Linked DNA regions of Homo sapiens: region 2 is linked to region 1. Evidence: chromatin loops called from intact Hi-C (ENCODE). Cell type or tissue: HCT116. All regions are shown on one strand. Each heading gives the region's core, and the rest is flanking DNA. Links, peaks and the distances in the headings are about the cores only. Region 1 overlaps TOM1L2 (target of myb1 like 2 membrane trafficking protein). Region 2 overlaps DRC3 (dynein regulatory complex subunit 3).

What was found. Hi-C counts contacts between places; a loop is a spot of excess contacts. Peaks named below come from ENCODE experiments on the same cell type or tissue, not always from the same donor. Only the 100,000 strongest peaks of a DNase experiment are listed, where the experiment ranks them.
Region 2: it touches region 1 in a loop (4-fold over the local background); 3 of 110 quality-filtered maps call a loop at or near these places.

The regions. Positions count from the first base shown.
Region 1 is chr17:17,921,987-17,924,895 of GRCh38, forward strand. All of the region lies in intron 1 of TOM1L2 (target of myb1 like 2 membrane trafficking protein), which reads right to left. Among named protein-coding and RNA genes, the nearest start is that of TOM1L2, 49 kb to the right of the region's middle. RefSeq lists enhancers at 1-490, 491-1,024, 1,025-1,557. In HCT116, for the core only: a CTCF peak has its summit at 1,105; a DNase peak (open chromatin) is centred at 1,035; H3K4me3 peaks cover 1,508 bases; H3K27ac peaks cover 2,244 bases.
Region 2 is chr17:17,989,774-17,992,682 of GRCh38, forward strand. All of the region lies in intron 5 of DRC3 (dynein regulatory complex subunit 3), which reads left to right. It overlaps LOC107984989 (a long non-coding RNA gene), which reads right to left and starts at 41. Exons shown (of 3, transcript XR_001752801.2): 1 at 1-41. In HCT116, for the core only: no CTCF peak of the experiment used is centred there; a DNase peak (open chromatin) is centred at 1,378; H3K4me3 peaks cover 521 bases; H3K27ac peaks cover 1,387 bases.

The DNA of each region.
Region 1 (2,909 bases), core at 124-2,623:
ATCCCAGAGATGTGAATGCCACTCCTTGGGAAGGATTATCCAAAGACTTCCCAGCTCAATTTAAAAACTTCAACTGTGAGGCCTCTCCCTGCCAGACTGGGATGGAAAGAAGTAAGATGGAGCCCCTACACTGAAAGCACTCCCCAGGAAAGACCTGCAGCCAGCCATCCAGGACACAGGGCACAGACCTGAGGCTGAACAGGGGAGCAGAGGGGACTGTGAAAGCTAAGAAATGGGCCTGGTACAAGGAAAGAGCAGGAATTTGAAGAGAGAGGAACATCATAGGCTATGCAAACAGCCTCCCAGGGCCAGGGCCTCGGTGAAGGGGAGCGGTGAGAGGAGGCCAGCTCTGGAGTGTCCTTTCATTTTCTCTAAGGAGTCTGGGCTTTCCACAGGAGGCAACATGGGGCTTTTCAACAGGAGTGACAAGAATATTTATGTCTGAGACAGATCGCTCTGGTAACAGCATGGGGGCTGTAGTGGAGTGGAGAGACTGCAGGCAGGAAGCAGGGGGCAGGTTATCACAACTGCTCAGTGAGAAAAGGAGACAGGACAGCATGTTGGTCAAGGTCATGGCTTTGAATCTGGGGACTGGGGGTCAGTCTTGGCTCTCTCTGACCTAGGACACATTTCTCACGCTCTCTGAATTTCATCCATAAAACGGGCAAAACAATTGTACCTCCTCACAGGGTGTGGTTAAGATCAAATAAGTTAGTGATATAAGACACGAAACAGGGAACCTGGAACATAGTGAGGGCGCAATAAATATGAACCACAATTCTTAACTTGTGTATTCTGTGGACTGCATCTCAGGAAAGACGGAATTCCAGCGGGGAAGCAGAAGGGGAGGGTGACTGTCTCCAATGCTTTTATTGCAGCCTCCAGGTGGAATAGTGAAGTGGCCACCTTAACTGCCTCCTGGAGTGTGAGCAGAGAGGACCAGGACAAGGCTGCAATCTGTTGGCCAGGCACCAACTAGCCTGTGAGGCCAACCAGGGACCGCAGGCATCACCAGGAACAAGGCTATAAAAAGGCCTCAAAGAGTGATTACAAAATTCCACACCAGGAGAAAGACTCCCAGAAGTTTCCCAGGGCTCATACCTGCTGTGCTCATTAAAGCCACAGTGTTGGCTGGGCGCAGTGGCTCACGCCTGTAATCCCAGCACTTTGGAAGGCCAAGGCAGGCGGATCGCCTGAGATCAAGAGTTCAAGACCAGCCTGGCCAACTTGATGAAATCCTGGTCTCTACTAAACATACAAAAAAATTAGCCAGGCGTGGTGGTGGGTGCCTGTAATCCCAGCTATTTGGGAGGCTGAGGCAGGAGAATCACTTGAACCCGGGAGGTGGAGGTTGCAGTGAGCCGAGATCGCGCCACTGCATTCCAGTCTGGGCGACAAGAGTGAAACTCCATCTCAAACAACAACAACAAAACAACAACAACAACAACAACAACAAACACCCATGGTAAAACTTCAACACTTGTATTAACATGTATTTTTAAGCCTGGGCAACATAGGGAGACCCTGTCTCTACAAAAAAAAATTTTTTTTTAATTAGCTGGGCGCAGTGGTGAGCATCTGTAGTTTCACCTACTCCAGAGCCTGAGGCAGGAGGATCACTTGAGGCTAGGAGGTCAAGGCTACAGTGAGTCGTGATCGCACCACTGCACTCCAGCCTGGGCAAGAGGGTGAGACCCCATCTCAAAAGAAAAAAGTTAAAATTGTAGATTTTATGTTATACACATCTTTAAAATGGTAAAAAAGATACTTGGGAGGCAAGAGGATCACTTAAGCCCAGGAACTGGAGGCTGGGAGACACTCCAGTCTGAGAGACAGAGCAAGAACTTGTGTCTAAAAAAGAAAAAAAAAGGCCGGGCGCGGTGGCTGTCGCCTGTAATCTCAGCACTTTGGGAGGTCGAGGTGGGCAGATCATAAGGTCAGGAGTTTGAGACCAGCCTGGCCAACATGGTGAAACCCCGTCTCCACTAAAAAAATACAAAAATTAGCCAGGCATGGTGGTATGCACCTGTAATCCCAGCTACTCGGGAGGCTGAGGCAGGAGAATTACTTGAACCCAGGAGCAGAGGTTGCAGTGAGCCGAGATCGCGCCACTGCACTCCAGAATGGGCAACAGAGCAAGACTCTGTCTCAAACAAAAACAAAAACAAAGGTAAAAATGACTACATATTGTATGATTCCATTTATATAAAATGTCCAGAATAGGCAAATCTATAGAGACAGAAAATAGATTAGTGATTGCCTGGGGTTGGAAGGGCTGGGGGAAATGGGGAGTGATTGCTAATGGGTACGGAATGATGAAAATGTTCTAAAACTGATTGTGGTAATGGCTGAACAACGCTGTGAATACAATGTTTTTTAAAAAAAACTCTGTGACTATACTAAAAACCACTGACTTGTACATTGTAAATGGGTGAATTGTATGGCATATGAATTATATCTCAATAAAGCTGTTGAAAAATGGGAGAAAAGCTACTAGGAATGTGTTCAATGTAGTATTATTTAAAATCCTTAGCTGGGTGCAGTGGCTCAAGCAGGAGGATCACTTAAGCCCAGGAGTTTGAGACCAGCCTGAGCAACATAAACCTTGCCTCTACAAAAAATACAAAATTAGCCAGGCATGGTGGTACATGCCTGTAGTCCCCAGCTACTCAAGAGGCTGAGATAGGAGTATTGCTTCAGCACGGAAGACTGAGGCTGCAGCGAACCGTGATCACATCACTGCACTCCAGCCTGAGGGACAGAGTGAGACCCTGCCTCAAAAATAAAATAAAATTCTTAAAACTTCTCAAATATAAAATAAAAAAGTGATGATTAAATATAGTATATTGATTCCACTGAATATTATATAGCTATTGATATAGTTTGGATATTTGTCCCCACCCAAATCT
Region 2 (2,909 bases), core at 225-2,724, 68 kb after region 1:
ATTAACTTTCTTGCCACCTGGCTTTTGGGCTGGGTGGGCTTCTTTGGCTTCAGAGATATCTCTGAGGCAGAAAGTGAGTAATGAGATAGGACGCTGCCAGCTAAGGTCTCTCATGGCTACAGCTGAAGCCGGAGGTAAGCTGAGCCCCTGCGGCAAACAACAAGGGCATTTAGTGGCGTGATAATTGGCACTGCAAGGAAGGGGTGCTTATCAGCAGAGCTTCAAGGACGTGAGTTCCTTCTGCCTCTGGGCTCTGCCATCCTCAGCATCTCCCCAGAGCTTGATTCTCTTAATGGTTGCAGTCAAGGACACGGGCTTCCTTGTCTGCATCTAGCAGGATGGAGAGAGCAAGAACTCTCCTTCCGACAGTGGCCCTTTAGTCTGATCAAGCCCCCTCAGGGTCTACACTGACCCTCAGCCTAACATCATGGCTGGGTGACGGCCAGGCTGGGCTTACATGAACAGCCTGGGGTGGGAAGCACCGAGTTGTCACTAGCAGTTCCGTTGGGTCAAGCCACAGAGGTGGTGGAGTCTCAGAAGTTTGCCCTGCATGCCAGACAGGCAGCATCCAAACCCATGCATGGTCTTGCATGAATCAGCCCCTGACCTTGTCTCTACTCCCATCTCAACTTCTTCCCAGCCCTCTCCCCGCATTCTGCAGCCACCCTGGCCTTTGCTCAGTGCCTGGCATGTGCCAAGTTCTTTGCTGCCTGGGGCCCTTGCCTGTGCTGTCTTGGCTTCCAGGAATGTGCTCTCCTCTGCTCTTCTGCGGCTGGCTCCCTCAGGTCTCAGATTAAATGTCACCTCCCCAGAGAGACCTCTGAATCTCCTAACTGAAAGAGGCCTCCCTGTTATTTTCTCTCAGGGTGCCATCTTGATGTTCCTTACAGCACTTAACTCAAAGCATAATGGTTTTATTTACTTTTTAAAACATTTGGCCGGGCCCGGTGGTTCACACCTGTAATCCCAGCACTTTGGGAGGCCAAGGTGGGCGACTCACTTGAGGTCAGGAATTCGAGATAAGCTTGGCCAACATGGCGAAACCCGTCTCTACTAAAAATATAAAAATGAGCCGGGTGTGGTGGCGGGTGCCTGTAATCCCAGCTACTCCAGAGGCTGAGACAGAAGAATCGCTTGAACCTGGGAGGTGGAGGTTGCAGTGAGCCGAGATCGCGCCACTGCACTTCAGCCTGGGTGACAAGAGCAAAACTCCATCTAAAAAAAATAATAATAAATTAAAAAGAAAACATTTTTCCCCCACTCCTAAAATATGTGCTCTTGCCATAAGGGCAGGGACCCCACAGGCCTTGTTCCCCACTGTATCTTCATAATTTAGCACATGCCGGAGGCCTGCTAGGTGACTAATAGTGTTTGCTGCTAGGTGACTAATAGTGTTTGCTGCTAGGTGACTAATAAATGACTGAAAGAAATTCACTCAGAAAAGCATGCTAGATTTTTTTTTCTATCTTTTGCATAGTACAGTGTCTAGATGCTATCCAATGAAGTATTGCTTTTTTTTTTTTTTTTTTTTTTTTGAGAAGGAGTCTCGCCCTGTCACCCAGGCTGTAGTGCAGTGGTGCAATCTCGGCTCACTGCAACCTCCGCCTCTTGGGTTCAAGCGATTCTCCTGCCTCAGCCTCCCAAGTAGCTGGGACTATAGGCGCCTGCCACCATGCCCGGCTAATTTTTTTTTTTTGTATTTTTAGTAGAGACGGGGTTTCACCATGTTAGCCAGGATGGTCTCCATCTCCTGACCTCAAGATCCACCTGCCTCAGCCTCCCATAGTGTTGGGATTACAGGCGTGAGCCTTGTACCCGGCCAAAGTATTGCTTTTTTAAAATACTTTTTTGCCAGTACTTTTAATGGCAAAAACCACAGTTACTTTTGCACCAATCTAATATTAACTACCTGGTTAACATTTTCCTCATTTTACTAAAAATAGAGTGTAGGGAGAATAAATAAAGTTACTGGAATGTTCCCCTAGCTGTTATCCAGGGAATCCAAGGTTAGCCATAAGTTGGGTCCCATTTAATTTAAGATATTTGTACCTTCCATGGGGCTTTACAATCTACAAAGGCATGCCTGGCCAGGTGCAGTGGCTCACGCCTGTAATCCCAGCACTTTGGGAGGCTGAGGTGGGAGGATTTATTGTGACCAGGAGCTCGAGACCAGCCTGGTCAACACAGCAAGACCCCATCCCTACTTAAAAACAAAATAGGGCCGGGCGCGGTGGCTCACGCCTGTAATTCCAACCCTTTGGGAGGCCAAGGCTGGTGGATCGCTTGAGCCTAGGAGTTTGAGACCAGCCTGGGCAACATGGCAAAATCCCATCTCTACTACAAACACAAAAATTAGCCAGGTGTGGTGGTGCAGGCCTGTAATCCCAGCTACTCGGGAGGCTGAGGCACGAGAATCACTTGAACCCGGGAGGCAGAGGTTGCAGTGAGCCAAGATCGCACCTCTGCACTCCAGCCTGGGCAACAGAGCAAGACTCCATCTCAAAAAATAAAATTAAGTTAAATTTAAAAGATTTTTAAAAAATAAATAGAAGGGTATGCCTATGCTGGTAACAGCAACTAAAACGCCCATTACCGAATAGGTGTCAGGCACTCTTCCAGTGCTTTTTATAGCTTATTTCACTTGGTCTTTATAACACCTGTAACACACATGATATCCTTATACCCGTTTAACAGATGTGGACGTTGAAGCTCACAGATGTTGGGTAACTTGTTCAAGGTCTCACCACATGGTTCAGCAGACCTGAACCATGGTCTGCTGGTTCTTTGAAAAGCCCATTTCTGACAGAAGGTCTCGGTACTGCTTCCCAGCCTGGAACACCCCCACGCCTGCACACTGCCTGTCACCCCACCCCAGTGCTGATGGTGCTGTGGCCAGGCTGACTCTGAAA